2 separate regions of the Homo sapiens genome follow, and region 2 is linked to region 1. Evidence: chromatin loops called from intact Hi-C (ENCODE). Cell type or tissue: heart left ventricle. All regions are shown on one strand. Each heading gives the region's core, and the rest is flanking DNA. Links, peaks and the distances in the headings are about the cores only.

Region 1 (15,211 bases), core at 4,218-9,217:
CCTGGTGGGAGGTAATTGAATCATGGGGGTGAGTCTTTCCCATGCTGTTCTCGTGATAGTGAATAAGTCTCACGAGATCTGACGGTTTTATAAAGGGGAGTTTCCCTGTACACGCTCTCTCTTGCTACTGCCATGTAAGACGTCTTTGCTCTTCGTCTTCCACCATGATTGTGAGGCCTCTCCAACCATGTGGAACTGTGAGTCCATTAAACCTCTTTCCTTTATCAGTTACCTAGTCTCGGGCGTGTCTTTATTAGCAGCATGAGCACAGAGTAATACACTAAGTTAGGTCAGTCCCTAAGTAACCCTCTGGAGGTTTGCAGTCTTTCCTCATTCAGAACTAGGCCAAAGTCATTCCTGTGGCTGGCAGCCCCATCTGCGTCCCCACCTCCTTTCATTCTCCCCTGCTCCTGCCATGCTGGCCTCCTTGTTGTTCCTCAGACACACCCAGAGCTCTCCTGCCTTGACGCTTTTGCAGATACCATGTTCTCTGTCTGGAAAGTTCTTCCTGAATGTATCTGCCTGACTCACTCTCCACTTCATTCAGGAATCTGTTTAAGTCATGCTATCAGAGAAGCCTTCCCTATCTAAAGTAACTCCCCTGTCCTGCAGAAGCCCAGCTCCTGTTCTGTTTTCCATCCTCTCACTTATCACCACCGACACATGCTGTTTATTTGTTGTCTGTTTTCTCTCACGGAATGTCAGTGCTGGGATGACTGGGCTCCTGTCCCTGACACAGCGGGAGCACCATAACTATGAGTCCAGTGAAAGAACATGGAAACTGAGCTCAGACTCAGCCTGACCGCCACTTCCATTGCTGACCAGGGCCTTGGGCCTGTTGGCCAACACTCCTCTCTTCTGTCACCTTTGTGCTGAAATCTCACAACTTGCAGGCAGGAACCACAGAAAACATCAGATGCAGTCAATCTATTTGTTGTGTACCATCCCTCATTCCTCCTTGCAGGACAGCTAGGTCTGCTGTGGGTCTTGGCTCCCCATTCACACTAAAGGCTGAATGCTCTGTGGCCAGTTCTCAATTTGGACCATGCTTTCCTGTCACAGCAGCCCAGACTACCCTCTGTCACCCAGCCCAGGATGAGTGTATCTGTTACCCCCAGGTAAGTCTGCACCAACATCTGTGCAGGAAGCAGTAAGTCACCCTCCCAAGCCCCAGCCGCTGGGATGTACCATTGAGGGATGTGTCATATGGCTCAGCCTCTTCATAGTAGCCCTCTGGAGACTCCGTCTTTGGGATGGCAAGCTGTTTCCGTTCTGGAATCTGTGGTATGAACAAATAAGACAAACGTTTGCAGATATGGTACACTGGGAGCAACTTGGAAATAACTCTTCGGGTGGAAGTCTAGAAGACAAAAATGCCCAGCTGGACTTTAAACTTTAAGCAAGTTGGGAGGGAGAACATGCAGTATCATGAATCCCATCAGTCACAGTCCATAGTGTTTGGTCTGTAGCCACGGAAGGGCTGTGGGCACGTTGTTTAACCTTGCCAAGACTCAGCTTTCTCCCCTGCAAAATGAGGCTCAAGCCCCCTACCACACACACAAAATATCATTATGTACATGATATATCATGCACTTAGCAGTCCAGAGAGTGCCCGGCTGTTGGGATAGCTATTGTGGCTTTTAAATAGAATATATTTTCTAAAAAGACAAGTGCTAATCAATAGCACAGGGAGAAAGAGGACCAGGTTTCTAAATCCTACACTTTTACCATAATATAGTTCAATCACTCATTCAGCAAATATTGGATGACTTCCATGTACTAGCTGAGAGGGACACATCGAAATTTCAGGAGTCAGTCCTAAGAAAAGCTTGAGTAGCTGGTAGATTTTTAACAGCTCCTGGTCAAGTGCATTGTGATATAGTAGTGCTATAATGGACAAGGTCAAAGTTCTGTGAGAACCACAGGAGGGTGTGAGGAATATTTAGGACAAAGGAAGGATGCCCAGGGTATGTGATCTTTGCGCCGAGCCTCAAAGATGACCCTGAGCTTATGTGGGATGAGGTTGAACGTGTGCAATTTGAGAATAAAAAACACCTGCAACTGTGTCAGAAGCACAGAACGTGAAATCATTGTGTTCCTCCCTTATTCCACCTGCATAGTAGGCACTAGACTATGAAGCTATGCTTCAATAAGCTACCTTTATAAACAACCATGGGGGAGAAAAAGAGGTAATTTGTTGCATTACTATTATGACAGACAGGTCGTGAATGTGTAAGCACCCTTGAACATGGGTCTCCAGTGTCTTTTGTTTTGTTTTTCTGACAGAGTCTCATTCTGTCACCCAGGCTGGAGTGCAATGGTGCAATCTCGGCTCACTGCAACCTCTTCCTCCCAGGTTCAAGCAATTCTCTTGCTACAGTTTCCCGAGTAGTTGGGATTACAGGGGTGCACCACCCCCCCCCCCCCCCCGGCTAATTTTTGTATTTTTAGCAGAGATGGGGTTTCATCATGTTGGCCAGGCTGGTCTCAAACTCCTGACCTCAACTGACTGCCCGCCTTGGCCTCCCAAATTGTTGGGATTACAGGCGCAAGCCACCATGCCCGTGGTGTCTTTCTGAATCATGAAACTCCATGGGAATATGCATAATGAGTTCACAACAGAAGTGGCAGAGCTCGAAATGTATTCCCTCCCACTCTTGATTTTGAGAAGTCCTTGTGCTGCGCCCTCCGCGTGAGAGGGAAGGCCTGGGCCTTCAAGGAGGCTCCACGTGAAAGCACAGGCAGGCTGTGAGGTGGGGGAGGTTGTAGGGGGAGATGATGGAAGCAGCAGCCAATGGAAGGACGCTGCAGTGCCCTGAGCTCAGGTGGACCCCTGTGCTTTGGGGGAGAGGGTAATGCTAGGAATCCAGAAACTCCTGCCATGAAAAATGGATTTGGGGGACCCAGGATGGAGGTAGCTCCCCTACTCCTGGCCCAGGAGACAGTGGGAGGACAGGCAGCCTGTGCTTAGCCCCTGTGGGACAGTCCTCAGCCTGGGCTGCAAGAGTATCCCTTCCAGCTTCCCCAGGGTGAGGATACCAGGGTCCCCAGAGCCCAGTCCTGTGTGGTTTGGACTCTACAGTCTGTTTATATAGACCCTGGAGTTCATGTAACTTGATTTCAATCCGGGCTTCAGGACCTCATAGATTTAACCTTGGGTATGTGACAGCCTCTCTGAGCCTTGCTTTCCTTCTTTATAAAATAATAATACTAGGGTTGTTTTGAAAATTCAATGAGACAAAACGTGATAGTGTTTCCACAGGGCCTGGCCCATATTAAATACAAGGAGGCCATTGTTATCACTGTCTGGGGCCCCTCCACAGTCCCAGGGTCTGCAGGTTGCGCAGTGAGGGCAGTTAATGTGACAGGCAGTTAATGTGTTGTCCTGAAAGCTGAGACGAAGAGGATCGACCCTGTCGGGGCATCGCAGAGGGTTGGCTGAGGCCAGGCCACAGCCTGGGTCCAGCACCAGATCTGGTCCTGTACCAACAGAGCTGATATGAGGCACAGGGCAGGCTCAGAACAGCCTTCAGCCCTCCTCTGGCATGTGGCACCCCCTACAAAGAAAGGAATCAAAGAATTTGGTCACTTCATAAGCAAACCCGACACTGTACTGGGCTGACAGACGCACTGCTGAAGGGAGCCAGGTTGCACACCTCTGCCCAGGCTCCTGCCTGGCAGCCAGGCCCTAGCAGACAATGAGCGTGCCATTGGTAACTTCTAGTGTATGGTCCTCCCTCTTTGCCAGCCCCAGCCTGGTACAAGATCTTTGCTCTCTCAGCCTTTCCTGGTCCCCCTGGTCAGCCAGCAGCCTGAGAAAAGGCTGAGACAGTGACAGACTTGCCTGTGGTCCACTAACAACAGGCTCCCTAGGGTCCACAGGGAAAGGGTCCTCTCGCCTCTGTGGCAGTAAGGTCTCCCCAGTGGGTCCCAGGGCTCATCAGCCTGATCTGGCTGGGCCTCCAGCTCCAGCCTCCAAGAAACTCCGTTCCCGTCAGGTGGGTCCCATCTGGAGAAAAGCTCTGGGCACCCGAGATCTGGCCCAAGGTCAGGATTCTCTAGAGTCGAACAGGACAAAGGGAGGAGTGAACCCTTCTGCAGGAGCTCCCCATGGGTCATCATCACCACAGGGTCTGTCCCTGGGGGCCTCCTGTCCTGTCTAGGGTGGAGCCAGGCAGTGTTTTGTGAGTGTCTCCTAAGCTTCTGTTGAGAAGAAAAATAGCTCAGAGAAGTTTGAGCTACGCGAGGTGTGCAAAATGTATCAAGCCCAGGAGTATGGGGCTTCAGGCACCGTTTTCTCCCCTCCCCATTCCTGGGGGCAACTGTTTAAAGGCATTTTACTCCTCACTAGCTGCCTCATCCATTGTCTTCAGGTTCCTGTAATTTATGATACAAAGAACAATGTTTAGCTGATCGATAGCTTACAGTATTTTAATATAAAATATTGGTAAACAACTTAAAAACTGCCTCTTCTTTTTCCTTTGAAAACCCACTTGTAACTGCTGCCAATAGGAACATGGATTCAGGGTAACTTGAATCTGTGCTCTTGGGCTGCAGCCCTGAAATTTTGGTCAGAATAAACTCTCTACTTATATTTATTTTGTCTCCGTTTTTTGCCTGTAGGTTGACACTGCAAAATCTGAAAATGGCTCACTATGCAGAGACAGTGCAGGGCAGGAGTGGAGTCCGATCTCCAGAACCAGGCTTGAATTCTGACACTGGGACATCCTTGCTATGTGACTCCGACCAATTCACTTGACCTCTCTGGACTTGGCATAAGAAGGGGAGAATAGAAATATCTGTCACATGGGGTTGCTGTAAGGATTGAAGTGTGCCTATCACTATTCAATATTCAATACATATTAGTTTTTACTAATCTAAAAAATAAAATGTAAAAATAAGAAAGGGAGAAAAGTTTTGCGTATATGTGTTTGGTGGAGGATAAACTAGTGTACTCTGGGGGTGGGTACAGAGGAGACCATAGGGTGGAGTCCCAGCTCTCAAGAATGCTGGGTTAAATGATGAGTCACATGATTAAACAGACACAGTGACCTATTATCAGAGCTTCAAGGAGACAGATCCTCATCTCACAGGGTTAAGGAGAAAGGACTATTATTTTGATTATTATCATTATGATGGTGAAGACCGTGAATTTTATATATATTTATATATATATATATATATATATATATTTTTTTTTTAGGCAGAGTCTCACTGTGTTGCCCAGGCTGGAGTATAGTGGTGTGATCTCAGTTCACTGCAACTTTCAGCTCCCAGGTTCAAGTGATTCTCCTGCCTCAGCCTCCCGAGTAGCTGCGTACCACCACGCTTGGCTAATTTTTGTATTTTTAATAGAGACGTGGTTTTCGCCATGTTGGCCAGGCTGGTCTCAAACTCCTGACCTCAGGTGATCTGCCTGCCTCAGCCTCTCAAAGTGCTGGGATTACAGGAAGACTGTGAATATTAAATGAAGATCCAGAAGAGATTTAACATCAAAACCTGAAAAACTTTGACTGTTTGGAGGAAGGGACTGCGTGAGCGAGTCAGGCTTGGCAGGATTGACCAGACCAGAGGTCCAGAGGGCCGCAAATCTTTTCAGGAAAGGGCCAAAAAGTAAATATTTTAGGGACTTGTGGCCACTCGGGACCTCTGTCTTATCTCAGCTATTCAACTCTATTGCTTGCTGTAGCTCAGAAGTCCACAGACTAATACAACTAAATAAGGCTGGCTGTGTTCTAATAAAACACTATTTACTAAAGGATGTTACAGATCAGATTTGGCCAGTGAGCTACAGTTTGCCAACACCTGGCTTAGACTAGACACAAGAGCTGATGAGGGGTGGCTCAGAGGACCCGAGGCATCCTCACAGCTCTAACCATCCTGCCCCAGAGTATGCTGCAGAAGGCTCCCAGGTGGGGGTGAGTGGACAGGCCAGGCCCAGCCTCCGAGGCTAGCCACGGCAATGTCCTTTTAGGGATTAAGTGGTTTCCCCCACAGAGAAGCTCATGTAAGAGCAGGCCAGCGCATGGCCAGGCCTCAGAGGGACGATGGGGTGGAGATGGCCATGCTAGCCAGACCATCAACCATGGCCAACAAACATCTGTTTCTCCTGCAAGGACCACGGCACCTGGCTGTGCAGACAGCAGCCTGGAGAGGCCACAGCTGCCTGAGTCACTGTCCACACCCACGAGGTTGCTCCAAACCCCTGGCTGCCCCTTCTATTGCTGGACAGACCTGCTCTCTACTGAGTCTGTAGGGGTTGGAGTGAGGACATCTGGGCTCGTGGCCGATAAGCATCCCGAGCCTGTGACCGAGGCATGATCCTGGCCCAGCCATAGGCCCTGAGGACCCCAGGTGGATGTCCACGTGCTGCTGCAGGTGCTGCTGCAGGTGCCGGTGAGCCCAGGGCCAGGCAGCTGTGCAGGGCCCAGCCCTCAGGTGGACAAACCTCCCTGAAGTTCTGGGATCAAGGGAGGAAGGGCGGGTTTTCTGTCTGAGGAAGAGACGCCACAGGGCACTCCAGGCTCAGGGTTCCAGCCTGAGCTGGACAGTGACTCAGGCAGCTGTGGCCTCTCCAGGCTGCTGTCTACACAGCCAGGTGCTGTGGTCCTTGCGAGAGAAACAGATGTTTGTTGGCCACGGTTGATGGTCTGGCTAGCATGGCCATGGGGTTCCAGCGGCCATGGCCTCTCCCTGCTCTGGTTCTCCTCCTCCTTCAGAGCCACAGACATGACTCCACCCTGACGCTGCTCCTCTGGGGGCCTTGGACTAAGAGTGATGGCTGCTTCAGCCTGATTCAACAAGAGAGGAGGCCTGAGGGAGTGAGGACATGTGCTCATGTGTGTGGGCAAGGACAGGGAGAGTGCCCGGTGAACACCACCTACATCCCCACACCACATCTGGAACACCCTGGGGTAGAGGTGGGTGCCTTGCACAAGACCAGGTGGGACCTAGCCAGGGGACTCGCAGTCCACACCCGTCTCTGGTCCTTCACAGCAGAGAAAGTCCACAAAGTGGGAGGGAGCTGCCTTTTCCTGTCAAGTCAGCTGGCTTTGCTAGAAGTCTCCCTGGGGCCTGGAAGCTGTCCACAGGCAGTTACCACTTGGCTGAAAGGCCTCCTTGGGATCGTGCCATTCCTGGGTGCTGATATTTTCCCCAACTGCCGCACCAGTTCCTTTCAAACAGGGACACAAGCCCTAGTCACAGACGACAATCCAGGAAGTCTACTTCAGAGGGGGCCACGCTCCCCTCCCCACACTCAGTGTCTGAGGCACAGGGCACTGGCTGAGGAACAGAAGCCAGCATTGGAATCCCAGGGCCCGCAGGGACTCTCCGTGGCCCAATTAACTTACAGCTGTAGCCAGGTCCCAGACCCTGGGCCCCTCAGTCCATGCTGTGCTTGTAAAACACAATTTCTAGAACACTCACACAGTACGCGGTGCTCATGAAACTCTGCCCCTACCCACCAGGTGGGGACCCACCAGCAGCTGCCCCTGGTGGGGCAGAAGATGGCACTTCCACTAGCAAAGCCCAAGATACCTTGGTCAGAATCAGACGCTGGATTTAGGATAGAAAAGTTCCAGCCGTGGCTCAGAACAGCCACCTTTCCACTCCCACCACCCAGCAAGCAATGCCTGGGCCATACCAGAAAACCTCTGGTTAAAGCCATCAGCCAATGGATGGGACAGCAGAGGGGCTGTGCTCTTCCCCCAGGTATCAGGGCTGAAAGTGAGGGGAGCCTGGCACTGGAGGGAGCATAGCTTAAGCCTTTGCTCTGTTACAGAGAGAAGCAAATGTCAGGGAGGCCCAGGCTGGGGGAGGAATTGGGAACAACAACAACAAAAACCTGCATTTAAATCCTGGCCTAGTACTTCCCAACTGTGGGACCGTGGCCAGTGGTTTTTAACTCTGAGTCTGTTTCCTCATATGAAAAACAGTGACAAAAATACCCATCCCTCGATGGGTGGTGGGCGGATGGTGTGTGTGCATGGTATGGGGTTGAGGCTCAGGGTGTAGCAGTCGCTGGCATTGTCAGCATCACAGGGACACCAGGGACTCAGGTTCAGTCCCGACATCAAGCCTCACTCAGCCTGAGATGAGGAGTCTCCACCAGCTGTCACCCAGCTCAAGGGACGGCATGCAATGGGACACTGTCCCAGGTTCTCCAGAACTGCCCACCCACCCCACATGGTAGAGTCAGATCCTCAGCTGTGGCCCCTTCCCCCCAGGAAGGCACGAATGAAGGGGCCAGTCCAGAGCCATTCTGGGGCTGGGACCCCCTCCACGGAAACATGAGCCCACAGATCAGGTGACGGTCAGTTGGCAGGAGCTTAGCTTCCTGCTGGCGCTGACCCAAGACCCCCTGGCTACCCACATAAACCCTCCTAAGCTGAGACCCCAGTCCTGCCCCAGGATCCCTCCCCAGCCATGCCCTACAGAGGAAAGAACCTGGGTTCAAATGCTGACTCTGTCACTTACAGGCTGTGTGACATTAGGTTTCCTCACCCTTAAAATATAAACACTACCACTTACCTCACTGAATACTAGCACAGTATGCCACACACAGTGGTGGGGGGGCTGCCATCCTTAGCCCATTAAATAAGCCCATCTGACGAGACAGATGTGAGCATTTCTTCCATATAAACCAGGAAATAGAGGATTAGAGACTTTAACTTGCTCAAGTTCAAAGAGCTAGTGGCATGCAGAACTGGGATTTGAACCCACATCCATATGATTTTACAACTCCATCCACATTAATGGATATTTAGGTATGGCCTACATCTGTCCATGTCTGCAGATACTGGACACAAAATAGTAAACGAGAGACAAGGTCCTTGTCCTCAGGAGCTGACATCAGGAGAGGAGACAGTAAACAAGACTTCCAGTAGCAGGTGCCATGGAGTGGGTAACTGGGTGGTGGGTAGATAGCAACCCAGGTGCAGATGGGGGAGGGATGCCTTACTTAGCCAGGTCAGCAGGAGTCTCTCTCAAGAACTCTGGAGAGATGAGAAATTGGTAGAGGCCCAGGAGGTACAAAGTCTCTAAAGCAGGCCTGACCACAGTGACAGAATCCAGGGGCAGAAAGGAGGCCAGTGAAGACCCTGGATGAGGAGGCAGGACATGCAGCTGAGCCAGATCATAGGCCCTGAGGCCATGCTAAGGAACGGGATTTTTTTTTTTCTATGTTTAATAAGAACTACTGGTAAGGTTCAAGCAGGTAGTACAGTGTGATATGTTTTATGAATTTTTACTTTTCCTTTAAACTCCAGAACAATGTAGGGGAATTAAATTATTTATTTATTCACTTATTTTATATGTTAGAGATGGGGTCTTGCTATGTTGCTCAGGTTGGCCTGTAGTGGCTATTCACAAGTGTGATCACAGTACACTACAGCATCAAATTCCTAGCCTCAAGCAAGCCTCCTGCCTCAGCCTCCTGAGTAGCTGGGAATACAGGTATGCACCACTGCACCTGGCTAGTGCAAATTTTTTAAAGGTCACTGTGGTCTAGGCTGGTGACCACAGCTGTTCATGGCCCTGTTCACATGGTGCTGGATAAAGAGCCTGAGTAGCGTCAGGTGGCACTCAATCAAATGTCCCCAGACCCATCACCCTCAGCATCCGGAGTACTGTGGCCCCAAGCAAATCACCTGTAGGCAGGTTTACTTTTGCTCTGTCCCTACACGTGCCTTGTCCCAGTCCCTGAACACAGTAGCTGCTCAGAAAATGCCAGACACTTAGTGAGCTGACACCTGTGGAGACAACTGGAAGTTCAAGGGGCTCACGTCAGGGAAATCAGGGGTCCTGAACTGATGCTTACCATCTTGGGTGGCGGGAGGTCTGGAAGGCTCTTCTGAGGGGCCGAGGAGTGCTGGCTGGGCTCCCCATTGGGTAGCAGGCCCTGCTCCTCAGGCGCTGCGGGCAGCAAAAGGAAAAGGCTTCGGTGAGGGGTGACCAGCCTTACACAGGGTCTCCTTCCTCAGGAATGCCCGGTCACATGCACCCTGTGAGTTCTTTTTGAGCAGGTGTTAATTACCCAGGCAGGCGGTCCCTGGAACCGAAGTTGTTTTTCCTCCCTGCAGTAATAGGGTGCAGGAGTGCCCCAGACATGTGCCTGGGGTTTCTGGCAGCCTCTGTACCTGCTCCCCTACCCATCCCATGTCAAAAAAAATGGTCTAGCCACAGAGCTTTGGCCAGCAGAGAAGCTGCCTGGTGGCCACTATATTGAGCCACTCTCAGCATGGACCCTGTGATTATGGCTCTTTCCTCCCACAGTTTACCCAGAAGGCAAGTGACCCCCGCCAGAGTGGCCAACCTCATCTGGATGAGCTCTGCCATGTCCCAGGCTTGGTGAGGGGCAGGAAGTGAAGGAGCCACACTGGGGAAGTGAGGCCACCAACCCTCGGTGCACTTGGAAGGAAAGGTGCCGAAGACACTTCTGAGCCTGTCCATTTCAGCCAGCCCTGGGACAGACAGGCTCAGGCAGGCCCGATATCGGGGATTTGGTGGCTGATGTCTCAAAGACAAGCCTTCAACAGGACTGAGTGCTTTGCCATGCTGTGTTCCCACCCCTCTCTAAGCCTTTGTGGTTAAGTCACAGGCTTGGAAGTTAGGAATTGGAGCTTCTTAGCCTGCGTCTTCTGCAACTAGGCAGCTCTGCATACCTCTGGGCCTCCCCGGGGTCTTGCCAGGCCCCTCCCTGGAGGTTTTAAGGGAAAAGCAGAGAGCAGAACAGAGCAGAAGAGTGAGGCACCATGGAAGAAAACATATGTCCTTCCCATGGGAGACTAAACGTTCCGCCAAAGTCAGCACCTTTGAACATCATCTTTGACTATTAAGGCAGTTGCTGACACCACCATTTACTTCTCTCTCCTCTTCCTCAAAACAGACTTCTATCAAAAGACATAAAGGCAGAACCGTGGGATCAGCACCACACACAGCTGCTTTCTTCGAACATCTGAATTATGACTTCCTGTTCCTGGGATGATGCTGGGAACAGCCAAAAAGTTTTAGAGCCAGATTCCTTATCCAATGGGCAAGGAAGGGGTGGCCTGTTGAAACATCCTGAAATACATCAACCCAAAATACGACCAACAAAAATGTGGCTTCCAAAAATAACTCCGCCAGGCGGGTCTGTGTGCCGGCTGGGAGGAAAGAGAGGTGGGACAGAACCAGCTTGGACCTTCCCCCATCCCAGGAGTGGCCATCATACCAGCGTCAGTGATCCCAGCCTCATACCTTTGCCTTGAGACTCTGCATTCTGTTGCTTGTTGATGGTCACTTTGTTCATATAAATGTACTCCTCATCAGAGCCTGCAGAAGGAAGGAGACACAGGCTTTGTGTGACTTCCTGAAGAGAAAGGGCCTCCAGCTAGAAACCCTGTTACTCCAGAGCTGTTTTCATCTGCCTAGGTTCCAGTAAAAGCACACAGCATTTTCAGTGGATTGAAAGAATAGTCCAACATGCAAAGAGCTGACAGATTTCCAAAAGAGAAATGGCAAGTTGCTGACTGCTAGTTTTCTAGCCTGACCGAGGGTGTGGGGGCAGGTAAGATACAGAAGGATAGCTTATGGTATAAAAATCCTGCACTTTGGGAGGCCGAGGCAGGCGGATCACTTGAGGTCAGGAGTTGGAGACCAGCCTGGCCAACATGGTGAAACCCTGTCTCTACTAAAAATACAAAAGTTAGCCAGGCATGGTAGCTATAATCCTAGCTACTCAGGAGACTGAAGCAGGAGAATCACTTGAACCTGGGAGACAGAGTTTGCAGTGAGCTGAGATCGCACCACTGCACTCCAGCCTGGGCAACAGAGTGCGACTCCATCTTAAAAAGAAAAAAAGAAAAGAAAAAAGAAATCCTAAGTTCAAGATCTGCCTTGTATTCCACCAAGTAGAGATGTCTCTGGGCTTCCTAGCATTTCATTTAAATTGTAAAATATTTCCTGTCATTCTCACCCTAGTCTGAATTACTTGAATGGGCTGATCCAGTGTGTATAGATAACCCAGGTCACACTGAAGACCTGGAAGTTTAGTTCGCAGGCCTCTAGGTAGGGGGCCATTGGATGGGTGAACGGGGACCTGAATAGCCAAATCATGTGATTTCTGAATTTAAAGGGGTATCCTGAGAATAAGAACTGAGGAACCACCAGCCACCTGCTCTACCCTATAGATTATACCCTGCAGTGGCACAATCCATGCCTCCTTTAAAACCACTTCTGTGCAGGTTAAGTCACCTTTCCCATGCCTGCCTGGGCAGAGAAAAGCTGGCCTCCTAACTCTTGCTCCATTTCCAATCCCCCAAGGACCCTTTCTTCAGAAGTCTTCAGAGGAAGCTCATTCTAGTGTTTCTCTTCATCAAAATCCTCTTGAATTTCTTCTGCAGCCTTAATTTGCATTTCCTAGAAACTTGTGGCTGATAAATTCCAGTGGTTAGAGACCGCGTTACTGAGCCAAAGGACCCAGTTCTAACCTCTGGCGAAGGAAGCAGTTCAGTGTCACTCTGTTGCACGACCACAGACCGCCCAAACTCCAGCCAACAGGCCTGCAAAAGCAGGGACCCGAGAGCCAAGAGGAACAGGAGGGGGCTGGATACAGCCTCAGTGATGAGCACCTCTGGTTGTCATCTTAGTGCCTTGCCCTGCCAGGACCAGTCAGCAATGTTACCCCTGTGCCAGGGACTGCAGCAGTTTATGCAGTTGATGCATAGTGGGAGCTATGAGGTACAAATGGAGTGAACCGGAACTCACAGATTCCCACCCACTGAGACTCAGAGGGGGCTGGGTCAGTCCCTTCTCCAGCACATGGCAGAGGGGAAAAGTGCCCTGCAGGGAGAGGCAGGAGACGGGGTCTCAACCAAAGCTTTGCCGTAACGGCATCATTCTGGGCAAAGCACCTAACCCTTGTGCCTCCGTTTTCTTGTCTGCATGACAAAATACTGCCTGTTTCAACCAAACTCTTCAGTTCTCAAGAGTACAAAACTCAGATACTAGGGGGTTTGGAAAGGTAAGGTAACCTTACAACTAAGATGAAAAATGACAGCTTAAAACATGGGACATGACTCAAAGGCTCAACAATAGGAAAATGGTAACAAACCATGGCACATCAACATATATAACAGCAAGTCACCTTTAAAAACTAAATGGGTTACTGAAGAGGGTATAAATTGGCATGGCCATTTTAGAGATGATTTTGGAGGATACATTTTTGTGTTCATATTCTTTGACCCAGCATTTCTACTGCCAGAAACTTATCCTACAGATAAACTCTAGCATTTAAAGAAAATTGTATTTGAGGACATTCACTACAATACTGCATGATTTTTTTTTTTAAAAAAAGAATACAACATATGGCCGGGCACGGTGGCTCACATCTGTAATCCCAGCACTTTGGGAGGCCAAGGTGGGCGGATCACGAGGTCAGGAGATCGAGACCATCCTGGCTAACATGGTGAAACCCCATCTCTACTAAAAAATACAAAAAATTAGCCAGGTGTAGTGGTGGGCGCCTGTAGTCCCAGCTACTCAGGAGGCTGAGGCAGGAGAATGGCATGAACCCAGGAGGCAGAGCTTGCAGTGAGCTGAGATAGTGCCACTGCACTCCAGCCTGGTCAACAGAGCAAGACTCCGTCTCAAAAAAAAAAAAAAAATTCAACTTAAATGTCTACCAATAGGTTAAACATTAGGATTCATCCAGCATTGAACTCTACCCAATCGTGAAAACTAGCAAGGTAGCTCTGTGTCTGTTTACAAAGATACCCAAGACCTAGAGTTTAATTATAAGATCATGTTTCAGAATAGCAAAAAAAGAAACAGTATATGAATCGTCAACACATGGAAATGTGTGCATGCAGCAATTCTAAATATAAAAATAACGTAAAGCAGAAACAGAGGCAAACCACAGCTACTCCAAAATATTCAGATAATGCTGATAAGGATCAGAAAAGGAACTGGAAGAACATAAATAGTGTTCAGTGTTCATTTTTTTTTATATCATTAACTAAGTTCACATACCTATACAAAAAATAAAAGCCAAGATGTTATTGTTTTAAATGTTGGATTCTGAGCAGGTGTTTTCTCTCTAAGATGATGATTTGTAAGTTGCAGAGAAAACTCACACTGGCCACTTCATGAGGGTGCATCGGCCCACCTCGGGTGGGCTGCAGGCTGAGGCTGACTTGGTTTTGATTCTCAGAGGGTTGTTAATCTAGGACTCTCCAGGTTGGTAAGTAAGAAGTTCCCAAGACCTTCTGCAATTGTGGGAAAAATACAGTAAACCTGGCCCTAGACTGGGAGGCCACGGACAGGCAGGCCAGACTGCTCAGTCCTGTCTGGGAGGCGGCAGCCTTGGGCTAGAGAACTTTCTATCATTCACTCAACTATCTGACGAAGTGCATTCAGCATCAGCACTGTGCTAAGTGTTGGGGATACAGCAGAAAACAGATGTTACCTCTGCCTTTGTGAACCCCACAGTCCGGCAGGAGAGACATACCTGAATCTGATCGTTACACAGTGGGTGGGAAATGACTACGGCCTGAAGGTGTTGGGAAGATGAGCTCAAAGTGCTTAGAGGTCTGCAGAGGGTGGTCCTTCCCAGAGAACTGGCATAGGGTGGGGAGGAGGAACATGAACCTCTTTGCTACCACTGGATACAGAACATTTGAAGTGCTTTTGATCAGAGGGGCAGCCACTGAAATGTCCCTGGAGCCTCTGAGGGTGGGGGTGGGAGTGTGAGGCAGGAGTGGGGGCTGGTGTGGTGGGGACACAGCTGTCACTGGTGAAGGCTAGAATAGACAACAGGGAGCCAAGCCCTCAATAAACAGATCTTAGTCTATGCCTGGACCTCTCCATCCAGACAAAAAGCAAAGAGGGTAGAAAAATTTGTGTTACACTGAGAAAAAAAGAAACAAAGATCAGAAAACTCAAAGAGGCAATTCCCTTTGTGAAGTGTAAATGCACACATACACATCCTGCCCAAAATGTGTGGAAGTCCCAGAAGCTCAGCCTGTTGGACCACGGCTATCTTGAGATGATCACCTCGCCTCCACCTACAAGTCTCAACAGGCTGAGCTAAGTTTTGGGTAGAGGTGGGCCTGGGAGGCCGAGGGAAAGAATGCTGTAATTTCAGGTGCGGTATGTGTGTTTACGATTCTGTCCTGTGCGACACGACAGTTAACTGCAGTGCAATGGAGCAGGGGGAGATAAGGTTAGGTCC
Region 2 (15,211 bases), core at 6,164-11,163, 70 kb after region 1:
ATGAAGGAAAATGACCTTCCCATGATTCCTCCATAGGGTGAGGGGTGGTGGGGAGTCTCCTCCCCATCCTTTCACAGCACATGGCTTGAGCTTCTGGTATTGTTCTCACTATGTCAAATTCTGCTCCAAGTCAGAATTATTTGTAGGCTTCTGGCATTGACAATAGGCTACAAGCAAACTCATGCAATTTCCTTTTCTTCCCCATACCCCATTCTCCTCCCGCAACAACGATGACCTTCCTAATATGCACCTTTCCGTTTGTATGTGTTTTGCTCAATGTGGACTGCTTCGTGAATTTTGAATGACTGTAAATGCTATTGTCCACTGTCCTATTCTGGTTCCTGCCTTTCCATCAGCACTGTGTATTAAAGATTCATCTATGCCATTGGATGTATATCTCAGCCATTGCTTCTACTGCTGCATAATTCTCTAAGACATGTATCTATCAGTTCACCTGTTCCCTCTCCCAAGTGACACCTAGACTGCTTCCCATTCTCCACCATGACAAATAATGCTGCAGAGATCATCCTCAACCCTGCCCCCTTATGGACCCATGCAGACATCTCTTTGGGAATTGCTAGATCGTATGGTAAGTGCATCTTCAATGCAATTAAGAAAAATCGGCCGGCTGCGGTGGCTCACGCCTGTAATCCCAGCACTTTGGGAGGCTGAGGCGGGCAGATCACGAGGTCAGGAGTTCAAGACCAGCCTGACCAACATGGTGAAACCCCATCTCTACTAAAAATACAAAAGTTAGCCAGGCATGGTGGCACGCACCTGTAATCCCAGCTACTCAGGAGGCTGAGGTAGGAGAATCGCTTGAACCTGGGAGGCGGAGGTTGCAGTGACCCGAGATCACGCCACTGTACTCCAGCCTGGACAACAGGGCGAGACTCTGTCTCAAAAAAAAAAAAAAAAAAAAAAAATCCTACCTTCCAGACTGGCTGTACTAGCCTATACTCCCTCAGCTCTGCATGAAGATGGTTGAACCCAGCGTCCCTGGGAAAATGGGGCATTGTGCCACCTTCTCATTTCTGCCAGTCTACTGGGTGGTGGTTTTGGTTGACCTGCCTCTGATGACTAAAGAAGCCCAGGCATTTCTTCAGATACTTGTCAGCCTTTTGGCAGCTTCCTTGACCTGTAAACTCCTGTTCATACCCTTGATTCACTGTCTTTACTATGTACATTCATGCCTTTTTCTGGTTAATGTGCCTTGTATATCCTAAATGTTAATAGAACAGCTTTTAGACATTGTAAATCTCTCTCTCCTTTCTGCCAGCTGCCTATTAATTTTGTCCAGGGTGTCACTCAGTGAACAGAGCCCTTAACTTTGATGTAATCCAACTCTAAGAAAACCTGAGGACAGCAAACATTTCTCATTCAGTTCCTGTTTCTTTCTTTTCTTTTTTTCTTTTTTTTTAGACAGAGTCTCTTTCTGTCACCCAGGCTGGAGTGCAGTAGTGAGATCTCAGTTCACTGCAACCTCTACCTCCTGGATTCAAGCGATTCTCCTGCCTCCGCCTCCCAAGTAGCTGGGATTACAGGTGTCTGCCACTATATCTGGCTAATTTTTGTATTTTTAGTAGAGACAGGGTTTCACCATGTTGGCGAGACTGGTCTCGAATTCCTGACCTCAGGTGATCCACCTGCCTCAGCCTCCCAAAGTGCTGGGATTACAGGCATGAGCCACTGGGCCCAACCAATTTGTGTTTCTGGACTACTCACAATATACCACACGTGAGATTAGTGCTGTGAACACCAAAAATACTGTCCTTGGCCCTTAAGGAGCTTACAGCCTACTAGAAATATAGACTTCCATCAACAGACACAATGACCACGGCCATGAGGGTTGTACAAGATGAGGTGAGGGTTAAGGGATCCAGTGGCAGCCAGGGTCAAGGTGTCAAGGCCCAGTGAGCCTTGACAAACGTGCTTACCAGGCAGCCCTGAAGCATTTCAAACCAATTGACCAGCACGTGGAAAAGCCCAAGTTAGGGAGCTACAAGGAGCCCGGTATGACTGTGGCATAGAGCCAAGTGAGGAATGGCTGCAGAGGCTGGAAAAATAGGAATGAGCCAGGTACAGAGGGGCTCAGGCTTTCTCCAGAGCAGTACAAGGAACAGCACACCTCCTTACTCTCCCCACAGCCACTGGTGAGCTGCCCTAGATGCCGCCTGCACTCAAGGACAGGTCCTGGTTCAGGGGTCTCAAGAAATCTAGGCTTATCTTAGCTAGGATAGCAATGTATTGAAGTCTCAGAGAAACCCATAGACAGAATCCTAGAAAGAAGAGCACAGGGGCTTACATTTGTAATCCCAGCACTTTGGGAGGCTGAGGCAGGAGGATTGCTTGAAGCCAGGAGTTCAAGACCAGCCTGGTCAACATAGCAAGACCCCGCCTCTACAAAAAAATGAAAAATAAATTATTCAGGTGTGGTAGTGTGCACCTGTAGTCCCAGCTGCTCAGGAGACTGAGTCAGAGGATGGCTTGAGCTCAGGAATTTGAGACTGCAGTCAGCCATGACAGTGCCACTGAACTCCAGCCTGGGTGACAGAGCAAGACCCTGTTGAAAGAAAGGGAAAAAGAAAGAAAAAGGGTTTGTGTGCATCCAAGTTAAACTATCAAGGTGGATAAGAGATATCCATTGGACAGGTCTGGATTGTCCTGAATTAAATTAGGACTTTCCCTCCTTCACCTCAGTTCTCAGCCACAAAATTCCCCAACTCTCAAGGGTGCTTGTGTCAGAAATATACCGAATAAAGTCATTAGTGACACCACAGAATCTTATCCAGGAACTCACCAGGAACGCTGCCAGCCAGCTGTTTCCTCCTAAATCTAAACCATTTTCACACTCATAATGGTAATTTTTTTAAAAGCCATTTGGGGAGAATATTTGCTGCAAGCTATGTGACCACCTTTGTTATTTTTTCCAAACAGAGAAGAAATCTATACGCACAGACACATGGCAGCCAAGCCTGAAAGCATAGAGGAGGCCTGCGAGGAACTGAAGTCTCTCCACTCCAATAGAACAAGGTCCTTTGCACTCTCACTTTCTCTCTTCCAAGCTGCCTCAACCTTCCCTTGGCAGGAAAATAAATCTTGTAGGACAAGTCTTACACTTGAGGACATTAGGTAAATAGCTTTAAGAAATTTTAAGAAAAAAGGGGCTGATTGTCATCCCACATCTCCTTTCCCCCAACACGCATGTGCCCCTATCATACCTGATACCCGGAAAGTAAACGCTTAGGGCTGCAAGGAGAGGAGGAAGCAGGAAGGCCCCCAAGATAGGAGCACCCCGTATCCTCTGAACCTACCAAAGGCATTTTCCAACACAATCCTTGGATCACTTTTGCTCTGAGATGATTCCCAACTCTATTGCTAGGCAAAGGGAGGTAACTAAGTGCCCCAAAGCCACCAACACTCTCCTGGGGCTTCCTGCTTAGCACAAGAGGCTTTCACTCCCATACTGCCATGACCTGCACCAGGGGTGAGAATGTAGCCAAGAAACGAGGCTGACACTGACCTGAGCCCACACTCTCGCCCTGATTGGTGAGCCCCTGTTCTCACACAGGGAATGTGGGCTGCTGGTTTGCTCTTACGCTCAACAATAAACATGCTCGTGGCTCCCTGCATACCTGAGAGCACTCAGTGATCCACACTCTTACCTCCGGGTCAGAAAAGCAAAAATCCACATGCTAAGGGCTTCATTCATGAAGTAGAATCCCCGAAGCCTCTTTCATCGTGAGTAGAGACCTGGAGGCTGGGGACAGGGAGGGAAGTTGGGGGTGGAATGGGAGAGTGAGTCAGGCTTTGTAAGGATCTGATCTCAAAAGCAACAGCCTGAATTCTCCCTCCGAGAACAAAACAGCCTTTCCACTCTCAAGGGAACCAGTGCGTGGTGAGTTGGGAGCGACACCTGGATCCCGTAACTCTTGGAGATTTGCTGCCAGCCAGAGCTGTTTACAATTACATACACCAAAGCAGCCTCAGAAGGGCGGGAGATGGGCGCTTGCCCGCTGAGAAGCAAGGAGGTCAATGGGAAAAAATTATTTTAGTCAACGTTGAGCCTTCATGCTTGGAACTTTTATCCAAACAATGGACACATTCTCATGCTCCCCCTGGGAGGACACCAGTCCCTCCTCTGATACTCAGTTCCAGGAGACTTGGGATGGCGGTGGGAGGAGCCCCTCACAGTGCAGGAATTTTGATTCTACCCCTTGGTGGTCAGCGAGTCACAGCACTGTTTAAGGACCCACAGAAAGAGAGTACGTGTGCCCTTTCCTGGGACCCTAATCACCGTGACACTAACCTGCACTGTGCCGGGGGGACGACCGGCAAAGCCCCAGGGTTAGCAAATAGCTCTGGACCTGAGGATTGTGGAAGATGTCATTTCTTGCAGCAGGCCATGAGAAGTGACACCCTTTAGGGCTTGAGGAAGCAGCAGGGGCCACAGTGAACAAATTCCATTGAGGCCTGCACTTCTAGGAGGGAGTAAGATACTGAGAATAAGCCCCAGTTTCCCCACCCTGACTCTGAGGTCACCAGCCCCTCCTGGGAGAAGCCTGAAATTCAAGCCACGGCTATTTGAAATGAGAGCCTGAGACCACCAGAGGCCTGGGGACCAGGAGAGAGTTGGGAGGGTCTGACTCTATCCTCTGTGTCTTTCTGGCCTCAGGTTCTCAGTGGGAATCCCTTCTTTGGACTCAAGATCCAGGAGACCTGGAGACCTGAATGGAAGTGGTAGAAAGAAACAGAGTGAAAAAGTGGGAGAAAGTCAAGAGGGGAACAAAAGAAGAGAGGGGAAGAAGAGAGGGAGGGAGAGAGGGAGGGAGGAAGCAAGAGATGCAGGTGCAGGAGCCAGCGTGAGCCTGTGCGTCCAAGAGGCGTCCTGAAGCACCCACAACTCACACTTGTGTGTGTGGTTTTGAGATCCACCCTTCCTGCTTTGCCCCAGGCTACTTTCAGAACATCTGGGATATTACCGACTTGAACCAGAGACAAGCTTCCACCGACTCCTGGGAGACATGAGTCTCACCCAGCTCAAGTACCTGCCCCTGCTCTCTCAGGAGATTTCCAGGGGCTCCAGACATCTGGAACCGTCACAGCACAACTGTGTCACAGCCATACAGAAACCGTGCTTGACCACCATGCACGCCACGATCCTCAGCCACAATTCCGGTAACATCAACGGTAGGGACCCCATCTCTAAAACATGCCAAAGACATGTGATCCAACTCTGCCATGTCAGTCAAGGACCAGCTGCCCTGCACTAGGCAGTCAAGCAGTAGGTGCCACTTCACCATCCTTTATTCTCCCTAAGTGTGCAGGAAACTGCCAAGCAGAAGCCACAGAGGGCTTCTGTTAACTGTAGTACCTAATGTTGGTGTTCATCTTTATTCAAAGAATGTGCTAGAATTGGGTGCCGCAAAAGTCCTGACAATGCAAAGGGCGGTAGGGTGTTGACCATTGTGAGCTGATAAGGAGTCTAGGATAGTAACAGAATATTTGCCTCCAAGGAGACCCAAGACCATGAAGATGGCCCAAGCAAACTTGCCACCCAGTAGGTCCCAGCTCTGATACCGGGGACACGAAGCACCCTAGAAGAGTTCCTTCCAAAAGGACCACATTTGAATTTTAGTAAATCAGTTCAATATGTTCTAGGACTGTGGGTATTAAATAAAAGAAGTCAGTGAAACCTCCAAACAATAAGCTCATTCAACAATCTTTTTTTTCTCCCCCCATCTGGGGACTTGAATACAGTGAACATGAATAAATCCTGTTGTATAAAAACTGGGGGAGAAAAAAACGGGGGGTGGAGGATGGAAGGAAATGGCAGGATTCCCACTTGTTGGGCTAACAAGAAGGCTAAGACAGTCCCCTAAACCCAAACAGATGCCAGTGTGCCCAGGCAGCCCAGGGGAGATTGTGGCAGAGGTGTGCAGCCCAGGGAAGGAAACATCTGGAATCCCCCACTCATAAGCTCCCAGCTTCTCCCTTGCACTCAAACCAGACGCGGGCCTTGGGGCTGCCCCAAACCCGACCCTTCTTAGGTAGACCAGCCACAAGCCAGGCCTGACCCTGCATCAGGGAAATTTCACTTCAAATATGCACAAAAACACTGCCTGCCTCTCTAACATCAATGCTTTCCCCCAACAAAACTAAGACAATTAGAACTAAGGATTGCACTGGCTATGAGTCTGTAATTCTTCCAGAAAACCCTGGAACAGGTGGAAGAGACCTGCCTTTGTGGGTGACTAGTGGCTTGGATGTGTTTGTGATTTTAAAAAGTTGCATGTGGGAAATTCTCCTGTATAATTCATGGTTGAACATGACCTCAGCCCATGTAGTCCTCACGGATGGAAGTTCCACAGCCTTCCAACAGGCTGTGCTTAATAGAGATGCAGACACAGACCCAGCTTCCCAGGGTACAGAGCCAGACAAAATTCACCTGAAGAACAGGCAAATTCAACATGGGCTTTGATTAAAAAACAAATAAATAAATAAAAAGGAAAACACCAAGATCTTAAGAGTCCATTCAGATCACCCAGAGTGATACTTCTTCCTTCTTGGGGACTTCCACATCCTGTCCGCTGGCCTGGTGCAGTGACGACTGGTAATTCTGCCCTTGCATCAGAAGGCTTCTCCTTGTCTAGAAATAAGAGGACTGATTCTTTACATCAAATGCGACTGGGTGTGTTATTTCGATAAATCATGGGTTCTTCCCCTCAAAATCAATCCTAGCTAGCATAGACAAGCAGGACTGCCAAAAACAAAAAGTCAACCAGGAAATAATTATCCTGCAGACTTGATTACTCAATTCTAATACAATAACTTTATTGGTAGAAAAAAAAGACTTGCAGACAGGCTGCCAAAGCCAGTACATTAGATCCATGTGTGGGTAGCAGCAGAGTTCCCAGGGTGGGAACCTGAGTCTAATGCTCTTATATTCCATGGTCCTCCTGGGCTTGTTGGCTGCCTGGCCTTTAGGGGAGCTGCTTTTGCCTTTTCTCTAAACAGAGGGAGAGCTTCCACTATCACACTGATTGTGCCTAATGAAAAAGTCTCTGGCATTTAGGATGTCATCAGGCATGAGCCCTTGGCCTTTTTGTTTTGTACCAAATTTCTCACCCTTTTCTGCTGCATACACCTCCAGAACCATTGCAGACACACCCACACCAAGACTCAGTTGCTAATTACAACCCATGATACCCAACCTTGACCTTGAACCTTCATCTTATACCACAGCATCACAACTGCTAGAGTGTTTTTAAAAGTCAGCTTTATTGAGGTTAATTTACACACAGAAAAAAAAAAAGCCCTTTTAACTACACAGTTCTGAATTGTGACAAGTATGTATGGCTGTGTAACCACTACCAAAATGAAGATACTGAACATCTCTATCATTCCAAAAATTTCCCTCACGCCCTTTGTGGCTCACGCCTTCCCCCAGTCCCAGTCCTGGCAACTACTGATCTGTTTCCCTATAGTTTTGCCTTTTCCAGAAAGTCATATAAATAGAATCATTCAGTGTGCAAGCTTTTGAATCTTGAATAGCAGTATGCTTCTTTCACTTAGCATACTGGTGTGTATCACTAGTGGTAAGTTACGATCTGCCAGTTTTTAAGCCTTGGACTTTCACTTTCTTGTCAAAGAGACAAAATAATTGGTTCCAGCTCATGTTTGCTATGGAGAAATCAAACTCTTGATTCAGAAACTTTTACTAAAGCTTAGGTCCGGTAATAGGGCAACTCACCATCTCAGTTTGCCCAGGACTAAGGGGATTCCTGGGACACCAGACTTTCAGTGGTAAAACCAGGAAAGTCCCAAGCAAGCCCGGAAGGCTGGTCATTCAATTTGGGAAAGCTACCTCCAAGGGTAGGACTGTACATTCACCCAGCTTGGATTCTTCCTGGTACACAGTGGTTGCTGTCTCTGAGCTAACAGCTGGCTAGCCTCTCTTGCTTTAATCTCCAGCAGAAGGCTGATTTGCAGTGTGCTGGGGCTGAGCTTCCGTACAAGCTCACCACAGTCCACCAGGACTGTATCTGCCTTTGAAGTCCTGGGAGGAGCTCCAGGAAGTGAGAAGAGAACTCAGGGGCCTGCTTAGAAAACAGCAGAACAGGATTTCTACTGGCATGGGTGCCTCTCCCCACTCCTCCCTAATACCAGACTCCCCTGAGAGATGTGAGATCCGTGTTCCCTGGCCTCACTGTGTTTTTGCATCAGTCCAATGCAACGCGTCCAGGGGGAGGCAGGCTCCTCCTGTTTTTCTACACATTCTCCCTTCTCCCCGCTCAATGCAGTTTGTGGTTAGTTTGTTTTTTGAAACTAACTGGGGAGAATATGAGAGTCGAGTGATAGAAAATTAGGAAAGGGCTCAAAGCTACTATTTGAATTTAAGGGTCTCTCCTATGTGGACTTAATGAGACATCAGAGAAAAGTCAGGCAGGGCTAGGATGTAGCTCTACACATAACAAATGAGCAGTTCGTCACCTATCTCTTTCTCCACTGACATGAAGAATACACAGATGCTATCTCTGAGAAGCTAGGATGCCTAGAGGCTGAGAAGCCCCAACTTATATCTCCCAACAGCATTGAAAAGCACACAGTGGGCAGAGCCCAGTGAACTGTGAAAAGGCAGGAACTGGTGGGATCAGAACCACATGCCAGAGGTTTCAGGGTATCTGCTCCCCTGCGTTAATTTAACATTCTCTTTCTCAAAGTCTTTACCAATAGCTCTTACAAGTTATTCCACCAAGTGGCCTGCAAGGTAGATTAGTAATCATTATTCTCACTCATACAGATGAGGAAACAAGGCTGAGAAAGATTAATTGACTTGCCCAAGGTCGCATAGCGAGTTAGTGGCAAAAGCCAGATTAGAATCCCGAGCCCCTGAGTGCCCAGGCCGGTGCCCAGCTCCTTGATCTCCCTCAACCATCCACCCAGAGCATGGGCAGAGCCAGGTCTGCACCCTCGGGAGCCCTGGAGGCCAGGTGAGCTGCTGCAGAGGGCACAGACAGGCTCATACTCACACGCAGAAACCTGCCGGATCCTTCTCTGTACCACCAGACAGCAACACCCCTGTGCTGGAATAGACAGAAATAAGGCTCAAGTCGGGAAAGCCAAGGGTGGCCACTGTGGGCTTTCATCTCCATTTCTGGAATCTGCCTTTGAGATTTTGCTTCATTTCTTTTTGTGAACCAGGTCTGTTCTCCAGAGCTAGAGCACGGGAGAATATGTGATCTCTTTGCCTGGAATTTGTTCATTTCCCCACTCCCCAATCATGTCCCAGATACCCACTATGCAGCTGGCAGTGTGCCAGGGGCTGGAGAGGGACATAAGGAAAGACAAAGTCCCTGTCTTGAAGGAGTTCAGCCTGGCAGGGAAACAAACATAGACATGTACAATTATTAGACAAATGTGACACTAATTCCACAAATATTTGTTGCCCACCTGCGATGTGCTAGGCATTAATGAGGCTATCCCAAGAGTAATGAGGGTACACAGTGGGAGTCAGGGGAGGCTTCCTGGATGAAGAGACATGTGGGCTAGGTCCTGAAGATTGAGGAGAGTTTAACTGAGCAGGTAGTCCCTCCCTGGCTGAAGGGACACCGATAAGGAATGAATTTGAAATTGCTTTGAGCACTTCTTTCCTAAATAAATCCTTGAAAAGGAATTCTACCCTTTTAGAGACTCAGTTCTCAGGGATATTATATCCTATTTCTGACTGTCTGGACTGTTGCTTAATCTCTGTAGGCCTCAGTTGGCCTGTCTCTCAAATGGGAGTGAATAATGGTCCGTGTTGCAGAGGGTGGCTCTGGGCTCGATGAACAATCTTTGGAGACACGGTCACACAAAAGTCCTTGAGAAATGAATTCCTCACATGGCCTACGGCATTCTCTTTCCCACTAAGTCTGCTACTCTCCAGCTCTCAACAGGAAATTGGTTTTATTTATAAGAATCACAATCCTAAACTGACCTTTGCTGGGCTACCCACCCACATTCCCTCCCTCATTTCCCTCTCCTCCCCAAGACACATCCTCTCTCCAAAGATTCCTCAGTGACCACAGAACAACTAGCATCGAAGAACCATTGGAAAGTCAGATAGAGGAACACTGCGAACACTGGAGGTTGTTTTCCAGATGGGGAAACTGAGGCCTGGAGAGCTCAGCAGTTTGCCCAAGGAAATGAAGCCTGTGGGTCTCCAGGTTCCTGAGCCACTACTTTCTTCATTGCACCATGACTGCCTTCATGTCTCAGCCAGGGCTCTGGACAGAAAAAGCCATCCTCCCTTGGCTTGAGGAAAGTCTCCCTTCTCTGAATGACAGAAGCCTTTAAAGAAACATTTCCCGTTATGAAAGGGAATTGGAAGAAAACTGGCACAGCTTCCTCAGCTTTGAAGCTCCTTGGCCTTTCCTGGCCCTTTAATTGTGCTGGAAGCAGCCCAGCTCGCAGGGCTCCTACCCCTTCAGAAGAGAGGAAGGGCCCAAAGCAGAATTCCCCCACTCTGCTTGGCCTTTCAGCACCAAAAGTGACCTCTCAGTATTTCTGTTTCAGACCATTTCATTGCCACATCATCCAGGGCTCCCACGCAACTTCAAAGTCAGGGAGCTCAGGGTCAAGTACAAGGAGCAAACCCTGAGCTTAGGATTTTAAGCACCACATTTGAGATCGTTTTTAAGCAACGTTCCCATAGCCTTTTAAAGCCTCTAATAGCTGAAGGTGATTACAGTAGATTTCTGCAGGTATTACAAGATTTGGTTAAGGCACATCGTGTGAGTATCGGGGGGGCATCCCTTTCACCCCACACTTGCTTTTACTTTTCCAGGTGAGGAAAGTGTATATAAAATTACTGATCTTTTTTGCTCTTTTGACATTTCATGTTTTTTGGAGGAAATTTGGTTCCCAACTTTGGCTGCATATTGGAATCACCTGAAGACCTTTAAAAAATACAATGCCCAAGCTGTACCCTAGACCAATTAAATCAGAATGTCTTGGGTGGGGCCTTTACATCCATATTTTTGAAAGCTCCACAGATGATTCCATGCACAGCAAAGGTTTAGAACTACTGCCTTAGATAGAACTTCAACACAAAAAAACCTGAGTTCGTAGGCATTGAAAAATAACAAATACAGATGATTCCTGAAGGTAGCATGCCCATCTCTTTTAATTTGCTTTTCTTTTCCAGACCTTCCCTGACCACAGATCTCAGGATTCCCATATAAACTTTGAAGTAGTATTTTACTGGATTGACTCTTTGCAGTTCATATCTGCCTCCAATGCCCTAGAGCTAAGCGGGGGGACTGGATGATCAAATTCAGAAACAAAAGAACCGCAGAAAAAGAATAATAACACTTTCAACCAATTACTGTGATCTAAATTGAAGCTGAATATCTCAACCAGGCCCATCTGTATCCAAGTATGATGCAATTTCAGGAAGCTTCGGCATGGATGTTCCAAGCACAATCCACAGATAGTAGGTCAGTCACATTTGGCCCAGACCCACTCACCAGCTGGGAGAGCAGTCAGAACCAGAATGCGTGACCACACTGGGTGAGTTCAGCCAATGGGCTCATGCACAGCGATAAAAGGATGCTCTTATGAGAGTCATAAATATGTAAACACATAAGGATGGGAACCTTCTCAAAGCACCCTGTAGGATTTGGCCCCACATCCTGACATTTGCGAGAGCCTTACTGCTTATACAACGCCAAAGAGATTCACATACAAGACATAGCCATTTTACCATCGCTATTTATGGCAACTCTCATAAAAGTGCCATCTCTCTAGGAAGGGACTCCCACATACTCCCCGATCCCTTATTTTTGCTTGGGTGAGTCATGGCTATCTAGCAGAAATCTTGGAAGGGACTGGGAAGAAAGTCTGGAAGTGTCTCTGCAACAGGCATGTCACATGGGTGATATTCCAACCACCCATCATCTCCAGACCTCACTTTACATCCTACAAGACAATGGAAAATCCACTCAGAGCCCAAAAATGATAGGCTATTTTTGGAGGATGTACAATATATATAACAAGCAGGCTAAGGAACATGGAAAGACAATTTCTCCTACATGAACTGCTTTATAAGATTTGCAAATTAGAGAAAACATTTTGAGACTCTGAAGACAGCCATGAGGCATTTCCACCTACCTGAGAGAGGGAGAGCTCAAAATTGGAAGTACAGAAACAGAATGAAGAGGCATTTAAATAACACATTTAAAAAGTGTCACACACAATAAGAATTTTTCTTTACAGTTTTTACTTAGGCTCCAGGAGCCCAACTAAATAAACCTGCTTTTTCCGTTTAACTTTGTTGTTTAAACCACTATTCCTAGTTATTCCAATAACTATTCAATCTCAACTTTAAGAAGATGGCCCCAGTCTCTGAAAAGCAAGAAGAGACTACCGATTCTAGTCAGTCACACTGGTTAATCAGAGATGGGCTTCATTTTGCATTTTGCATAGAGGAACTTTTCCATTTAAAGGGTGTTCAAAGCACAACTTATCTGCCTCTCAGGAGAATGGGGAATTCTATATCCTGGGGCTAGGGGATCCCCAAATTCCTCAGTGAAAGGTGTAGTAAACCTATTAGCAGCATGACACCAGCGAGACAAAATAAAGATTTTTCTCATGAGTCAAACACTGGAATTTGAGTTGGATTAGCCTCTGAAACCTAGATAATTCTCAGGTTTACCCACTTATCACTCTGTGTCTGGTTTACTGCAAAATGATCAGGCAGATACATGTGTTACCAAAAACATAAGCACCCTGACCTGGAAACGAAGTTCCCTTCAGTTGGCAAAAACTGATCCTCTTCGAGGGTGGGAGGATTTTAAGCTCCTGAGAGAGAAAGATAACTAAGAAGACTTTTATCAGGTCAAGGGCCAAGTCAAAAGTTATTAATACAAAAGCCTTCTGAGAATAACGGGACATTTTGAAAGACCCCAAATGTGATTTGCCCTGATTTAGAGAGATTAATATGCTGATTTGAGAAAGTAGCTTGCAACCTACAACTAACACCACCCCCACCCCCATACACACACCCCAGCTTTGCAAGTCAGGGAGCTGGAAGGCACCCCAGAGGCCAACACTTCCTGTCAGGCTCAACTCAAGGCCTGAATTCCCAGAGAGGGTCCCTCCCGAAGGGCGGAGGGGCCCCAGTAGGGGAGGGAGTGCAAACGGCCATGTTACAAGGAGCAGGACTGTGGCTTCCTCAAGTGTCTGAGACAGCATAAGCGCGCATTCAGTCATTCAAGCACAAAACTGACGTGATCCCAGTAGAATTTGAGAAGAAGAAAACCACCGGGTTAGAAATGCGAGAGAAGCTCCAGGGAGGGTTCACAGAAAGAAATCAAAGGTGGCCAACTCCTTTAACCCTGTCCCCCACGCCGGCTCCCTGCTGTCGGCAAAGACCCTTCCTGAATATATGAAGCTCTGTCTGGGACTTGGATCTTTTGCCTTCACCAGTAACCAGGCTACCCAGATGAGAAAAAGCAATGGGAAAGTGAAAGACAAGACTACTTTAGGGAAGCCGGTCCCAACAGGTCCCTTTATGTCAGTTTCAGGGATCAGAGCCCTCCGGGAGTGAGATTCCTGGGAATCTGAGCGTTCTCTTTTTATTACTCTCTCCCAGGGGAAAACAAATATAGAAGCAGCATTTCCTCCCGCAGGTTTGGCGGAGACCGGTCCAGCAAAAGAGAAGGCAAGAGGCTTTTCCAAAGGGAAGGGGTCTGCAGGAGGATGGGGGAGGGGGGAGCGCCCGCAGGGTTCCTCTTAAGGGGCAACTCCCTGTACTCCCTTTTCAAAAGAACCGCAATCGAGACTTGTAGACCAGCTCCGAGGCTCCGAGTGTGGGTGCTAAGCTGGGCGTCCGGCGCACCCGGGACGGCCCGCCCACCGGGGTTTGGCGGAGATCCTGGCCCCCGCCAAACCCAAAGCTCGCCCAGCTGCGCACTGAGCTAAGCCCTCGGGTCCGGACGCCTCCAGGAGCTCCACCTGCCGGGCACTCCATTCGGCCCCCGACCCTCGCATCCCTCCTTTCTTGGTGTGGGGGAGCAAAGAAGGGCTTGGAGAGAAACGATGACCCGAACGGCAGGACGTTTGGGGAGGCCCCACCTAGCCCGGGGAGGGTCTGCGCGCCCACTCCACTGCCCAAGCGCTTTGCCGGGAGCAGGAAGCCCCTAGCCCGGCGGGCGCCCGGGAGAAAGGACTCAACAGCCCGACCCTTTGCCCCCAGCAGCTCAGCACGGTTCCCACCTTCTTCGGGGCTTCCTCGGCCCCAGGCATCTTTCCTGTGCGGCGGGACTGAGGGTGGAGTGGGGTGCCGGGCTCACCCTCTCTCCTGCAACAGGTGAGAAGCCCCGCCACGCCCCCCACTGACGACCCCCTCCTTCCGCGCCCGGGAGGATCAAAGGGCTCGGGCCGCAGCAGCCACCTAGGAGCCCACCCGCCCAGTCCGCGGCGCCGCTGTCGCCCCCTCTTAGGCCCAGGTCCGGGCTGGGTGGGGGCAGTGGGCTCTGCTTATCCCGAGTCCTGGCAAGACGAGTCCTAGCCCTGCCCTCCGCGTCGCTGGGCGAAAGGGAGTGGGTGTGCGCCGCGCGAGGAACCCGCGCCCTCACCTTTGTACCGCTCCATCGGGGCCACGGAGTGCGCTCCTCGCGGCTCGGCTTCTGCGCTGCTCTCCCGGCGCTCGGCTCAGCGCCCAGGCCGCCGCGCTGGCCCCTCCCCGTGAGGTCACGCTCGCGGCCGGACCTCCTGGCGGGGCCGCCGCGCCCAGGGTCCTCGGACCTGGCCCCCGCCAGGGCTCGCCCCCAGCGCCCCTGTCCCAGCGCCCCTGTCCCAGCGCCGGAGAACTCCGGCCCGCCGAGGCTGACAGTCGGCTCTTGAGTCGGTGCGCGCCCGCGGCCCCGCTCGCCGCCCCCGGCCGCCTTGGCACTCCCTTCACGTCTTGACTCCGGGGGCGTCGAGAGGGAACGAGACTGGGACGTTCCCAAACTCTGGGGGAGGCTCCGGGAGGCCGGGCTTGGGTGGGCCTCCAAGATTGTTCCCACACCCCTGCCCGCTGCAAACCCAATGCCTGGAGGAGGAGACCGAGGTCCAAGCTAGGAGGTTGAGACTGGCTTAGAGCTCCTCGCGCTTGGCTCCCGAGCCAGCGCGCTTTTGCCCTAGGCCTTCCTGGAGGGGCGAGGAGGGCAGCGGGGCGGGCAAC

Evidence for each region. A loop is a pair of places that touch in the nucleus more often than their neighbours do. Peaks named below come from ENCODE experiments on the same cell type or tissue, not always from the same donor. Only the 100,000 strongest peaks of a DNase experiment are listed, where the experiment ranks them.
Region 2: a loop joins it to region 1, with 2.6 times the contacts of the local background. A loop is called at or near these places in 16 of 110 quality-filtered maps.

The regions. Positions count from the first base shown.
Region 1 is chr10:114,321,983-114,337,193 of GRCh38, forward strand. It overlaps AFAP1L2 (actin filament associated protein 1 like 2), which reads right to left. Exons shown (of 19, transcript NM_001001936.3): 3 at 11,239-11,313; 4 at 9,821-9,915; 5 at 1,189-1,279. It overlaps LOC105378494 (a long non-coding RNA gene), which reads left to right. Exons shown (of 3, transcript XR_946334.3): 2 at 965-1,118; 3 at 4,624-4,909. Among named protein-coding and RNA genes, the nearest start is that of AFAP1L2, 75 kb to the right of the region's middle. RefSeq lists an enhancer at 6,458-7,103. In heart left ventricle, for the core only: no CTCF peak of the experiment used is centred there; DNase peaks (open chromatin) are centred at 6,178 and 7,089; H3K27ac peaks cover 751 bases.
Region 2 is chr10:114,389,819-114,405,029 of GRCh38, forward strand. AFAP1L2 (actin filament associated protein 1 like 2) reads right to left here and starts at 14,684. Exons shown (of 19, transcript NM_001001936.3): 1 at 14,622-14,684. The coding sequence starts at 14,637. RefSeq lists silencers at 13,839-13,888, 14,686-14,765 and an enhancer at 14,719-15,211. In heart left ventricle, for the core only: CTCF peaks have their summits at 8,157 and 8,364; no DNase peak of the experiment used is centred there; H3K4me3 peaks cover 662 bases; H3K27ac peaks cover 414 bases.